2 separate regions of the Homo sapiens genome follow, and region 2 is linked to region 1. Evidence: read pairs that join two places in POLR2A ChIA-PET (ENCODE). Cell type or tissue: PC-9. All regions are shown on one strand. Each heading gives the region's core, and the rest is flanking DNA. Links, peaks and the distances in the headings are about the cores only.

What was found. ChIA-PET counts read pairs that join two places held together with the same protein. Peaks named below come from ENCODE experiments on the same cell type or tissue, not always from the same donor. Only the 100,000 strongest peaks of a DNase experiment are listed, where the experiment ranks them.
Region 2: POLR2A ChIA-PET joins it to region 1 with 8 read pairs; 4 of 35 experiments call an interaction of 5 or more read pairs at or near these places.

The regions. Positions count from the first base shown.
Region 1 is chr5:75,239,711-75,246,953 of GRCh38, forward strand. It overlaps LOC124901006 (a long non-coding RNA gene), which reads left to right. Exons shown (of 2, transcript XR_007058823.1): 2 at 1,027-1,178. Among named protein-coding and RNA genes, the nearest start is that of ANKRD31, 6.5 kb to the left of the region's middle. In PC-9, for the core only: no CTCF peak of the experiment used is centred there; a DNase peak (open chromatin) is centred at 3,601.
Region 2 is chr5:75,017,030-75,024,272 of GRCh38, forward strand. It overlaps a transcript of GCNT4 not described here. Among named protein-coding and RNA genes, the nearest start is that of GCNT4, 32 kb to the right of the region's middle. In PC-9, for the core only: a CTCF peak has its summit at 3,178; a DNase peak (open chromatin) is centred at 3,162; H3K27ac peaks cover 1,421 bases.

The DNA of each region.
Region 1 (7,243 bases), core at 1,317-6,316:
GAATGAAAAAGAAATGGCAGAGATGAGCCTCATAAATGCCAGTGTGATTTTAAATAAACCTTTTTTTGTTTGTTTTTATGAAATCCAAAGTTTCAGTGCAGGACAGAGGTGGAAAAATGAACAGAAGATCTGTTTTAGGAAATCTAGGCTGCAGTACAATTCATACTGGTTTAAGCAGGGTGAGTTGAGTCATGTAATTGAACCAAGGAGAGGTTTCCCAGGTATTTCAGGAATGGCAGGAATCAGGTACTGCAACTGTGTTTCAAAGGAAATAGAGCTCAGCTTTCTTTTGAATTAGTTTGAATTTTCAAATAGATTAAAACATCGCCGAGTATGTAAAAATCTGTAAACATTATTATTAAAAAATAATAATTGGCTACTTTTGGAGGTTGCTAGACACCATTTATTATTCTAAAATTAATAACGATAAAAAGACTTTATCCTGCCTCTCCTATACACTTTATATTCAGAATAACCATAGTTAATGAGGGGGAAAAAAAATTTTTTTTTGAGACGGAGTTTCGCTCTTGTCGTCCAGGCTGGAGTGCTATGGCGCGATCTTGGCTCGCTGCAACCTCCCACCTCCCGGGTTCAAGTGATTCTCCTGCCTCAGCCTCCCAAGGAGCTGGGATTACAGATATGTGCCACCTCACCCGGCTAATTTTGTATTTTTAGTAGAGACGGGGTTTCTCCATGTTGGTCAGGCTGGCCTCGAACTCCTGACCTCAGGTGATTCACCCACCTCGGCCTCCCATAGTGCTGGGATTACAAGCTTCAGCCACCACGCCTGGCCATAATTTTTAAGAAATGTAATTAAATTTTACTTGGTCTACTCCATTTGGGCTATAATCTTACAAGAAAAATGTCCTCTTGGGGAATTATTGTTGTAAAGGTGAATTTAAAATTTTTTTTTGATGTTTAAAAAGAAAAAGAAGGCTCATTATTTTGTGATTACACAATATATTTTGCTTTTATAATTAAGATTCTTCGCTGCCTATAGCTTCATATTATTTATTTCCTATCCAGGTTACTTTGGATCCTAGAACTGTAAGAGATGAGACTTTCATGGAAGATTTGATTTATCATAACACAATATGAATCTCTAAGAGACTAAATCCAGCAGCCACTTTCACCTTAGTAATATTTCTCCCCAAAATAAAACTATATGAAGTATTTCACCAAGTATTCCATGATAAGTATTTTAAAATACACTTTCCCGACAGGGCACAATGGTTCATGTTTGTAATCCCAGCACTTCGGGAGGCAGAGATGGGAGGATCACTTGAGCCGAGGAGCCTGGGCAACATAGAGAGACCCCCATCTCTACAAAAATAAAAATAAATTAGCCAGAAGTGGTGGCGCACATTTGACCCAGGTACTCGGGAGGTTGAAGCAGGAGGATCCCTTGAGCTCAGGAGTTGCAGTGAGCTATGATTGCACCACTGCACTCCAGCCTGGGTGACAAAGTGAGATCCTGTGTCAAAAAAAAAAAAAAAAAAAAAAAATACACTTTCCAAAAGAATCATTTTCTCAAAGACTTAGACTTTTTTTTAAACAAAAATAAGTTACTAATCCATTAACCCAAGCAATTCACATGTTTGGCACAAATTAAAGCTGTCATGTAAACTTTTTTAATGGATGGGAATAAGTATGTAACTGAAAAATCAGGATATGTGAAATCTTTTCTCAAAAACTGCAAAATAATGGAGCACACAAAGGCAAGTTTGCACATGATTAAGTGTTGGTTTAGTACCTAAATTTGTTTGTTTATTTATTTATTTATTTATTTATTTATGAGACGGAGTTCCACTTTTGTTGCCAAGGCTGGAGCACAGTGATGCGATTTCGGCTCACTGCAACCTCCGCCTCCCGGGTTGAAGTAATTCTTCTGCATCAGCCTCCTTCATAGCTGGGATTACAGGCATGTGCCACCACACCTGGCTAATTTTTGTATTTTTTTAGTAGAGACGGGGCTTCGCCATGTTGGCCAGGCTGATCTCGAACTCCTGACCTCAGGTGATCTGCCCGTCTCAGCCTCCCAAAGTGCTGGGACTACAGGGGTAAGCTACCACACCCAGCCCTAAATTTGTTTTTTAGCGATCATTATAGCTGATTCATATGTGTGGGGATATGCCACCCACAACTCCTATAGGCTGTCCCTTCTTAGTGCAGAATTTAATAAGTTCAATTTCACTTTAAAATGGCATAAAATAGACATAAAACACTTCAGAAAGTTGAAAGTACTGTAACCACCCAATGGGTTCTCCTTGCCTGCTGCCTAGACAGAGCCAATTTATCAAGACAGGGAAATTGCAATGAAGAAAGAGTAATTCACGCAGAGCCGGCTATGCAGGAGACCGAAGTTTGTTATTACTGAAATCAGTCTTGCCGAGCATTTGGGGATCAGAGTGTTTAAAGATAATTTGGTGGGTAGGGGCTTGGGAAGTGGGGAGTGCTGAGTGGTCAGGTTGGAGATGGAATCATAGGGGGTGGAAGTTAGGTTTTCTTGCTGTCTTCTGTTCCTGGGTGGATGGCAGAACTGGTTGAGCCAGATTATCAGTCTGGGTGGTGTCAGCTGATCCATCAAGCTCAGGGACTGCAAAATATCTTGGGCACTGATTTTAGGTTTTACAGTAGTGATGTTATCCCCAGAAGCAATTTGGGGAGATTCAGACTCTTGGAGCCAGAGGCTGCATGACCCCCAAATTGTAATTTCTAATCTTATAGCTAACTTGTTAGTCCTGAAAAGACAGACTGATCCCAGGCAAGAAGGGGGTCTTTTCGGGAAAGGGGTATTTTCAATTTTGTTTCAGTCAAACCATGAACTGAACTCCTTCCCAAAGTTAGTTTGGCCTACACCCAGGAATGAACAAGGACAGCTTAAAGGTTAGAAGCAAGACGGAGTTGATTAGGTCAGATTTCTTTCACTGTCTTAATTTCCTAAGTTATAATTTTGCAAAGGTGGTTTCAGTACTGTGAAATTTCAGATGATAGCCTAATATAATTAGTATTTCCAAGATGAAAAACCTCTGAAGAATCACTAATGGTATCTGTTATTCTGGCAATTGATTAAAAGATATATTATAATGAAGCCCATAAAATCAGCAGAGGATGATTGAAAAAACACTTGGCATTTCACAAAGGAGAATCAGAGGACTAGACACACCTAGAGGTAAATTATAACGACCCTCCCCACCCATTACTCCAGGATGCCTACCAGATGTTGCTATTCTATGTGGTCTCTACTATTACAGTTATTCATTGTTTAGTCTATTAGACTGTAAATAATGTTTCTTCAGAAGCAGAAAGGGGCAATAGCTATACACTGATCTTCTGTCTCAGAAGAAATACCTTACAACATTGTATAATTTATCATGATGTGAAAAAAACAATATTGGAACACAGGCATTAAACTATTATTATATATCATCAGGGTTTTGTAAGGATTCTTAGATTACTTTCCCCTTATAAACACAATGTAATGTTGGCATCAAGAATTGGCAATCAAAGTAATAAGGCCATGACAGACTGTCAAAAAGAATTACAGACTCAAATGCAACAGCCTAGAGAACATGACATTGATTTTGTCAACTAGTTTAACAAGTTTGACAGCTTCCTCCTTGCCTGCTTGTCCAGACAAGTGATACTCACTGATGGCCCGAATGCTAAAAAGTCTATATTTCAATGTCTTTCCATTTCTATTCCTCCCCACATCTGGTCTTTTTCTGTGATAGTAACTGATTAAAACATTGGATTTTAAACCATGCTTAACCTAACTCATAATTAAAGAAATATACATTAAAACAGCCAATGACACGTTTGTTGGTTTATTTTATCTATTAGTCTGGCAAAGATTTAAAAAAAGACTGATAATGCTCAGCACTGGCAATGATCGGGGAAAATAGGTGTTCTCATATACTCTTGGAGGGAGATGAGTTCAATCTTTTTTGGAGACCAGTTTGGCAACATCTATGAAAATGTTTCACATGGGCTGGGCACGGTGGCTCATATCTTTAATCCCAGCACTTTGGGAGGCCTAGTCAGGTGGATCATTTGCGGTCAGGAGTTTAAGACCAGCCTGGCCAGCTTGGTGAAAACCTGTCTCTATTAAAAATACAAAAATTAGCAGGGTGTGGTGGCACATGCCTGTAGTCCCAGCTACTTGGGAGGCTAAGGCAGGAGAATCGCTTGAACCTGGGAGGCAGAGGTTGCAGTGAGCCAAGATTGCACCACTGTACTCCAGCCTGGGCAACAGAAAGAGACTCTCTTAAAAAAAAAAAAAAGTTTTACATGTATATACCCCTAGAGATAGCCTTTCCACTTTTAGGAATTTATTCCTATATTACTGATATGCTTGCACCAACTGTAATTTTGAAAAGTTGGAAACAAACTAAGTGTTCATCATTAGGGGATTATGCAGTGAAATACTCTGCTGTCATTATAAAGAATGAAATACGGCTGTATATTAGGACATGTGTAGCTGCCCATGTTACCTTGTTTGCAGAATAAAGCAAAGAGCACAACAACGACAGCTCTGGAATTTCATACAGGAAAGGCTTAAGGATGAAATCTGCTTGGAAGTGAGGGCTCTGAAACTTCACCAAAGCTTGCATTTGAATAGCAAACACGGTTTTCACTTAGCTGCTTACATGGAATATTTGTGGCTTTATCTTAGATTCTATGTTTATTTGTGGTTGTTTAGGAAGGTTAAAGAGATACGAAGATATAAATAAAGCCCTCCACACATACCAAGACACCACCTGATCCTGATACTGCAGAACACCACAAATTTTTATTTCTTCTTTTTATTGAGGTATAATTGACATACAATGAAATGCACAAATCTTGTATTTTCACTTCAATGTGTTTTCTGAGCCATTCTATATTTCTACATTTATTTTGTTTAACAGCATACTCAACTCTAAAGGAAGAGAATGGGAGTTGTAGGTGGGAAAAAAAGGTAATACACAAGCAATAGCTTGAATCTTAAAAGTATAATTTACATAAATAAGACATAATAAAAAGAGAAATTTTAATAATTTCTGGACTGATAATATTGCCAAATAAATACATGATAATGGGATCTTCTTTGTGTAGAACCGAAACAGCCATATAAACAGGTTTAGACTAATGTATTAGTAGGTCTGCCACTGTAGAAAAAAAATACCAGCTATACCCACAAAAAATCCCAGTGACAAGAGGTTAATCAGAATCTTCACATAGTAAAAAAATGCAGTTCAATGATTTTTGACTCTCTCTCTCTCTTCGTGCATGTGTATGTACACACACACACACACAGACACACACACACTCAGGTAACCACCTAAGTACTTAAAACAAGATCAAGAATATTTCCATCACTCCTGCCCTTTCCTCAAAATCCACCTGCAAATGATAGTTTTTCATACAAATGGAATCACACTGTACGTATTTTTTTAAACTGGCTTCTTTTACTTAGTTTTATGTTTTCAAGATTCGCCAACATTGTTTGCACCAGGTCATTCCTTTTTATTGCTGAGTATTGTTATATTATGCAAATAGACCAAATTTGTTCAGTGCATTCTCTTGTTAATGGACATATATGTTATTTTCAGTTTGGACACTGTAATGAATAAGATTGCTATGAACATTCCTGTTGAAATCTTTTTGTGGGTGTATGTTTTCATTTCTCTTTGGGTACATAAATACCTGATGAGCAAAATTCCTGGTCATATAGTAGGTATATGTTTAACTTTATTAAAAAGCTGCCGTGTAGTTCTCCAAAGAGAGGACGACTCCCAACAGCAATGTATGAAAGTTCCCTTTGCGTCATATCTTCACGAGCATTTGTATTGTCAATCTTTTATGTGCCAGCCATTTCAATGGATATGAAATAGTATCTCACTGTGGTATTAATTTGCATTTCCCTCATGCCTAATAATACTAGCAAATTTTTGTGTGCTTGTTGGCTGTCTATATACCTTTCGTGAAGTGTCTATTCAAATTTATTGCACACTTTTCCATTGGGCTGTTTGTATTTTTATTATCGATTTCTAACATTCCTTTACATATTCTGGATATGAGAGGCCTTTGTCAAATATCTGTATCATGAATTTTTTTTATTAGTCTCTGGCTTGTCTATTTTTTTTTTTTAAGAGATGAGGTCTCCCTTTGTCACCCAGGCTGCTGGAGTGCAGTGGCATGAACACGACTCACTGCAGCCTCCACTTCCTGGGCTCAAGTGATCCTTCCACCTCAGCCCCCCATACCCTTCCAAGTGGCTGAGACTACAGGCACACACCACCATGCCTGGCTAATTTTTGTATTTTTTGTAGAGACAGGGTTTTGTCATGTTGACCAGGCTGATTTGGAATTCCTGGGCTTCAGCAATCTGCCCATCTAGGACTCCCAAAGTACTGGAATTACGTGTGCCACCACACCTGGCCTCTTAATATAAGTGTCTTTTGATGAGTAAAAGGTTTTAATTAGGATACTGTCCAATTTATCAGTTTTTTTCTTTTATGATTAGTGCTGGTATTAGTTTCCTAAGGCTGTCATTAACAAATTGCCACAAACTGGATGGCTTAAAACAACAGATACTTATTTTTTATTTATTTACGTATTTGTCTTTTAAGAAAGAGTTTCGCTCTGTCACCAGGCTAGAATGCAGTGGTGCAATCTCGGCTTACTGCAACCTCCGCCTCCCGGGTTCAAGCAATTCTCCTGCCTCAGCCTCCAGAGTAGCTGGGATTACAGGTGTCTGCCACCATGCCCAACTAATTTTTCTATTTTTAGTACAGGCAGGGTTTCACCATGTTGGCCAGGATAGTCTCGGTCTCCTGACCTGTGATCCACCTGCCTTGGCCTCCTGAAGTGCTGGGATTACAGGCATGAGCCACCGCGCCCGGCAACAACAGACATTTGTTTTCTCACCATTCTGGAGGCCAGCAATCTAAAATCAAGATGTGGATGGGGCCATGCTCTTTCTGAAGGTTCTAGAGGACAATCTGTTCCATGCCTTTCTCTTAGTTTCTGACCTTGGCCACAATTCATGGCATTCCTTGGCTTGTAGATGCATCACTCCAATCCCTGCCTTCATCATCACCTGGTGTTCTAGTGCGTTTTTGTCTCTGGGTCTCTTCTTTTCTTATAAGGACACCAATCATATTGGATTAGGGTCCACCTTACTCCACTATAAACTCACCTTAACTAATTACAACTGCAATGACTATATTTCCAAATAGAGTCACATTCTTTTTTTTTT
Region 2 (7,243 bases), core at 1,121-6,120, 220 kb before region 1:
TTGTTTGCACATATGCATTTCCCACTAGACTAGAGTTCCTGGAGGAGAGGGAGCCAGTCTTACTCATCCTCAATCCTCAGCACCTAGCGTGATGCCTAGCATCTAATAACTCATCATCACTGATTGTGTGCTGAACTGCATGCTTGCTCAGATTTACAGTTGTTTTTGAATCCCAACATCTTTTTCAGATTTATTTCCTGGAAGCCACAGCTTTTTTCCCCTCCATTGGAAGCATGAAGAAATTTTTCTCCAGTCTTCACCCTGAGAATTTGGTGGGGCCCCTCAAGATAAAACAAAAGCTGGGGTGTGTCCCTAGAACTGGGGCATCTGGAATTTTTAACTCAACACTGCCCACAGTGAGCATTCAGAAATTTTCAATTTCAGTTTCGGTGTTCCTACCTGTGTGCTCCAGATGTGGGCTTCTACTCTTGGTAAGTTGGGATCCTCTTTATTTGCCTGTGTCTCCAATTTTCAGAGTGAGGTTTGTCCTGTGACTTCAATTTTCTGATGGATCTAAGAAAAGTATTGGTTTTCAGTTGGTTCAGCTTTTTTTCTTGTTGAGAAGATGCTTTAGGAAGGGGGTGGATTTGTAGGGACAATAGAGAAAAGGGAGAGCAAAGGTGAGGGACAGCGAAGGGAGGCAGGGCATGCAGAAGAACAAAGACCCTCCGGAGCCAGGACCTCCACTTTCCCGTGACCATGCCGCACCTTCCGCCCGCCAGGAATCTCTCTGCTGGCCACCCAATTCCTGCTGCCACTACAGCCTCCAATGTGGTGGTTTTCACTGATTATTCATTAGAATCCCCTGGGAGCTCCTATGAATCCCTGCACCTAAGCTTATCCTAATAAAAAGCATCATAGAGGGTTTTAATGTGTAGCAGGTGCTGAGAACCAGTGATCTAGATTCTTGCATGTTAAAGAGGGGTGGGTCTATGGACCAGCAGCACTGACACCACCAGGGAGCTTGTTAGAAATGCAGCAACTCAGGCCCAATCCCAGAAATACCAAATCAGAACTTTCATTTTAAAAGACCCACAAGTAAGATTTCTATGCCCGTTAAAGTTTGTGAAGTGCTGCCAAGATGATCCTCCTATCTCTCCAATTATTGTTGTTCTCTTGAAGCAGACATCTCCCTGGGAACTGCTACGTGAGCCAGGTGATGACCACATGATAAAAGCAGAGAAACTTACAACTCAGCATAGATGTTGTGCCTGCTGTGAGTCACCGGGGGTAACATGTTTATTTTTTATTTTTATTGATTTATTTTTTTGAGATGGAGTCTCACTCTGTTGCCCAGGCTAGAGTGCAGTGGCATGATCTCGGCTCACTGCAACTTCCGCCTCGTGGGTTCAAGCGATTCTCCTGCCTCAGCCTCCTGAGTAGCTGTGATTACAGGCTTGTGCCACCACGCCCAGCTAATTTTTGTATTTTTAGTAGAGACGGGGTTTCACCATTTTGGTCAGGCTGGTCTCAAACTCCTGACCTCGTGACCTGCCACCTTGGCTGGTCTTGAACTTCTGACCTCGTGATCCCCCCCAAAGTGCTGGGATTACAGGTGTGAGCCACCAGTAACATGTTTTAAGTGGAGTGAATTAGATCTTCTGACAGGGGAAGGGGATTGAACTCTTCAGTCTGAAATACCAGTACTGGTTTAATTAGTCTGGATTGACCAGAGCAAAAAATGCTATAAATGAACATCCACCAGAGTTGAGGTTAGTTTGCAGGCTAGGGTTCAGTTTAAAAAACTTGAGTGGAAAAGCAGATAAAGCAAGAGGCAAAAGGAATGAACATTAGGAGTAAGGAAGTGAGGGGAGGAAGACCAGAGGCCAAGCCAGGTCAGGGGAAGAGAAGCACCACAGGGAGGGCTGGGGATGCAGAGGGAGGATGACGAGAGAGAGGAAGTGCAGAGGGTGGTCCTACATACTGACTCCCCTGAGTCACAGGGATGCAATTCCTCAATCCTGGCTTACTTTTATAAGCTCCTTTCCTACAAGATCTCAGTACTTTGTTGCTATAGACTGAATGTTTGTGTCTTCCCTCCCCCAAATTCGTATGTTGAAATCCTAACCCCCAATGTGCTCATAAGAGGAGATAGAGCCTTTGAGAGGCAATTAGGTCATAAGGGTAGAGCTCCCATAAATGGGATTAGTGCCCTTATAAGAAGAGACACAGAAGCTTGCTCTCAATCTCTGCTCTCAGACATACGAGGATATAATGAGAAGACAGCCACCTGCAAACCAGGGAGAGAGCCCTAACCACACACCAGATCTGCCAGCACCTTGTTCTTAGACTTCCCAGCTTCCACAAGCGTGAGAAATAAATGTTTAAGTCATCTAGCCTGTGGTGCATTTGTTACAGCACCTTGAGCTGACCGAGACATTTGTGGAATAAAATATTAATAGGCATTTGTCTGGCATATTAATGCTCACCAGGACCAGCGCAAAAAGCACAGGTTGGGTATAGCAACGAAGAGCTTGGACTTGGGAGCCACACAACTTAAAATCCCAATCTCAGCTCTGACAGTTATTAGCTGGTGACCTCAGCCATATCTGTTGGCCTCCCTGGGGCCCTTTCTCATTTCCTGGCATGATACTGGCAATTACTTCATAAAAGCAAATGCAGAAAACCTGTGAAGCAAAATCACAATGCCTGGAATCTGTAAGATTTTATATATATAACATATTAATGCAATATATGTATATTTAGTAATATACACAAGGAGCTGAGACAATTCTTCTAAATGTTGTTGATTGAAGATTGTCCACCATTCCATATTAGTTGCCTAGGTTCCTTTTAAGTGACAGTGCTAAATGAGAGTAAGATCACTTACAAAGTTATTTTCACTAAATTAATGTGTAGACCTTGTTTGGATCCTGATTTAAACAAATGGTGAATACAAAGACACATATGATACAGTTGGAAAATTTTGAAAATGGTTTCACTGTTAGACATTAAGGAATTATTCTTAATTTTGTTAGGTGTGATAATGGCTTAGTGGTTATGTCAGGAAAAAAGAGTTTTTGGCAGTTAGGAGACTCATAAGGTACATGGATGTGCTTTGGTCAAGGAATAGGCCGAGGTGGACATCCAGGCCAGAGTGACTCAGCGAGTTTAGGGCACAGGTGCATACTCCACTTGTTATATAACCTGTTTGTGTAAGTTCATACTTGGCTCTGAGCCCCTATTGTCTGTAGAAGGTATAACTGCCCTGCAGATGCTGTGCACGGGGCTCAGTTTGGCATGGCACGGCACGGCATGGCACGGCACAGCTTGCGTGCTGCTGCCCAGAGAGAGAGTAATGCTGGGGACCCCTGTAAGGGAGAGCCAGTTGCTTCGAAGGCAGACAGAGGGGGAGCCAGGAACTGGCTTGTGCCCAGAGGGAAAGAGTTAGGCTGCTGACCCTGTGGCTGGCCTTGCAGGCCAGGGAGTGCAGCTGCAAGCATGGGAGTGGCAGGAGCCACAGAGCCAGAGCAGACAGGTGGACAGTGTAAGAGAGCTGCTGATGAGAGAGCTGCTGAATAAAATTACATTTCACCTACTTACAGCCCCCCGAGTGTTCTTTCAGCTATTCGCCCATCCACCCACTTGCCTCAGACCTCAGCTGAGGCTGGAATCTAACCCCAAGCAGGACATTTGGCATAGTCGTGGCCGTGGACCTGACACTGTTGAAATATTAGGTCAGAACACAGAATATTGCCAATAGTTGACCACTTCTGACCTACAAAAACAGCAGTTTCATATGGTTCAATCTATTATTAACAAGTAAAATAATTTGATATCTAGAATTATTTTAAAATATTTCTGTGGGAAAATGGGGTGAAGGGGTGGATAGATGAAATAGGATTGTCAAAATATTGACAATAGTGGGTCTGAGTGATGAGGATGTTGGGATTCATCATGCTCTTCTCTCTCTCTGTTTGTGTTTGCTTGAAACTTTCCATAAGTTTTGTTTGGTATTCCACTGTGTATTATGACTACAAGGTAGTTTTTATGACCATAAGTGAACTTTAATTTAATTTTGTGTAAACACACAAAAAGGAGAGATTGAATTGGGCTGTGTAAATGAACCTAAGGGCAGGTGGAGCTGGTGTCACCAATGATTGATTGACTGCCTTGAACATCTCGAGGACCCCCTCTGTCATTGTCTTTCTCTTCCCTGTTCCTTTTGGAACATTAATTCGCTGATACAAACTTGTCCAAGTAGTGGGGTGTGGACACAGAGAGAGCTGTGCTGGGCTAGCAAGCCCACATCCTTATGTTTTGTGATTAAAAAAGAAAAAGGAACAAGAGGTTCTTATTCTCTGGCAGGAATTTAACAAGTCCCAAGAGCCCTGATTAGCCCCGTTTAGATCAGGCGCCCACTCCTTAGACCAATTAGTGTGGCCTTGGCTGTGAGAGGCTGTAATTGGCCCAGCTTGGGTCACGTGACCACCTCAGTAGCCAGGAGGGCTCTTTGTGCTCTGAAGATTCTGGGATGGAAGAAGGGCTGAGTAGACAGAAACACTAGCCACCCTTATAAGGTTTCTGGTTCTTTGCACTAGCTATTAGATTACAAGCAGTCTGATCACAGATCATGTCTTTTTCCTTACCAGTTAATTATTTGTTTCCCCAGTTTTTATTTCAAAGTTTAAAGACCTGGTTGCAAGGCTTGTTGCAAAACAGAATCAGCATTCCCCCTTTCCTTTCCTTGGAGGTGACTAGTAACTCTCTGAAGTGGTTCTTTTGGTTTTGCTTCCACAAATTGGAGTGACATCTTTCTATTCCTCTATTTGGTTTTTCAGTTACAGGCATTGTCTACCTAGTCCGATCATTGAGATGATTTTGATGTCTTTCACACCCACCCACACTCCTACCCAACATATTCATCCTTTCTATCCCCTCATGTTGCCTGTAAATTATATCAGTAGCATTGATTAGGTCAATATTTAACATTTACACGATCCTGAGTATGTAAACTCTATCTCTAGCCAAGCTACACCTGCACCACTTTGTATTCTCCTTAGAGTTCATAATTTTTTTCCCATGGAAATTTTTTCTTAGCTGGGTAGAGGCCATCTCACTAGCATACATCTTTGTTTTATAGAATTACACATACGTCTGAACTCGAGATTTCACCCCCATGATTTCAGGTTACTCACACCCTCCAAAATTCATTTGTTTTTCATTGTATTTTATAAAATAGTTACAAGTATGGCAGCCATGCGGTTGAAAACAATTTTAGGAGGACCTATAGTTACAGAAATGCATCAAATTTGGTCATTATTTTAAAAATATAGATAGCTACCTCTTCAACAATGTAGAGAAAGCATATAAAACAGCATATAAAATATTTCTGAACTTTTAACTATAGTGTCTTAGGATCAAGAGGTATGTATGCTTATTGCAAAATTTGGTGGTTTCTAAATATTAAAATCAGCCTAATGCTTGCAATGTTGAAATAATGTTCAGGAAAGATATCCTAACAGTGGTTCTCAAAGCATAGTTTAGAACAGCATCAATCTCACTTAGGAACTTGTTAGAAATGCAAATCTCCCTCCCCTTTAATGAGAAAGAGGGAAAGGCGGGGAGCAATCTGTGTTTTAGAAGGCCTCCAGATGATTCTGATGCAGACTGGAGTTTGAAAACCAGTGTCCTAGACAAACATTGTGTAAGTTAGGGATCATGTCCAGCTGTTAGTAATAGAGACTTGAGATGACAGTGGCTTAAAGCACATACCAAGTTTTTCCTTACATAAAAGGAGACTGCAGGTAGGTAGTCTTGGATGATTCAGATGTCATATTTTCACTCTGTCCCTGCCATATAACTCCCATCCTCATGGTTTTAAAATGGTTGCTGAAATTTCAGCTATAACAAACATTCTAGGCACAGGAAAAAGCAAGAGAGATGGGGAGAAGGCAAGCTAGGTAAATTACCTTCCAAGCGCACTCTCAGATGTCCCACCCAGTGACTTAGGCTTTAAACTCATTTGCCCACCACCCCATAGTTGAAAGGGAAGCTGGGAATTAACAGCTGGTCACATTGTTGCTCAGAATATAACCAGGGATGCCAGAAAGAATGGATATTAGAAGGAACTAGCAACTTCTAGATCCTTCCTGGAATGGAGTCAGTCATCAAAGTTAAGCCTTTAAGAACATTATTCTGAAATAGCTCTTTACTACCCATGCATTAAAACACCATCTTTTATCTGCTAGAGGAAAAACTACTTCCTTGTTTTAGGCAAAAGTCTTGGCTTACTTTGAGAATCTGAAGAGCCATTTATCAGAATAAATGAATACAATTTCACATAAGTAGAGGCTGTAGTTGTATACATCAACCAAGCATCCTGCACAGTTTCTGAGAAGTTGATTTATAACAAACATACATGAAAAACAATCAATTAAAAACTCCATTCTCTTCAGGATTATAATTTCTCTCATGGAAATGCATCATAAGGAAGTAATTCAAGGAGAAGCTGTACGAACAACACTGTTCATAGCACTGTTATTTATGACAGCAAAAAAAAAAAGTAGTTTACAATTCAAATGTCCTACAGTAAAGTAGAGGCTGAGTGAATTGTGGTATGACCATTACATAGCCATAAAGACCATGTAGCAACATGGCAGAGTGATTGTAAAAATATTGGCAGTGCGGGCAAATGTCAAAACACGTGTATGTAGATAAGAGCATTCAGAGAACTATAATGCTTTTGTCAGGATGTTAGAATTATGAATATACGTGGTTTCTGTTTAATTTCCTTTATTGTTCTATGAGAAACAACAAAGAACAAAACAAGAAACAAGAAGAACAAAAAAATAAATTTACCCAGGTTCCTGGCCATGATTTTCCCTGAGATTCTTTTCTGGCTGTTTGTCTTATGCATGATTCAACCGAGGGTGCTCCAGGAGGGCGTGCTTTGCTGCTCTGTGGGAAGGTTGTATGTAAGGCCCGATGAAGAGTCTTCCTGTGGCTTTGGTGTGTCCACGTGGGTTAACACCCTGATCATCTGTCTCTGAAGCCGTTTGTTTTGCATCACCAGATTTTTTTTCCAGTACTGAGAACAAATTTACAATCATCTATTCATTCTCTCTTGCCACAGTTTCCTCATAATCAGTTTCATGTAACTAGAAGCCAATTGTCCCAATTTAGGTGTAGATTTGTAGGTGCCAATGGGAACAAAAAAATATGAAACTTATGTAGGAATCAAATCAGTCTTTAATATGATGCTGTGTATAGACCTGCCTCACCACCACTGGCACCAAAAAAT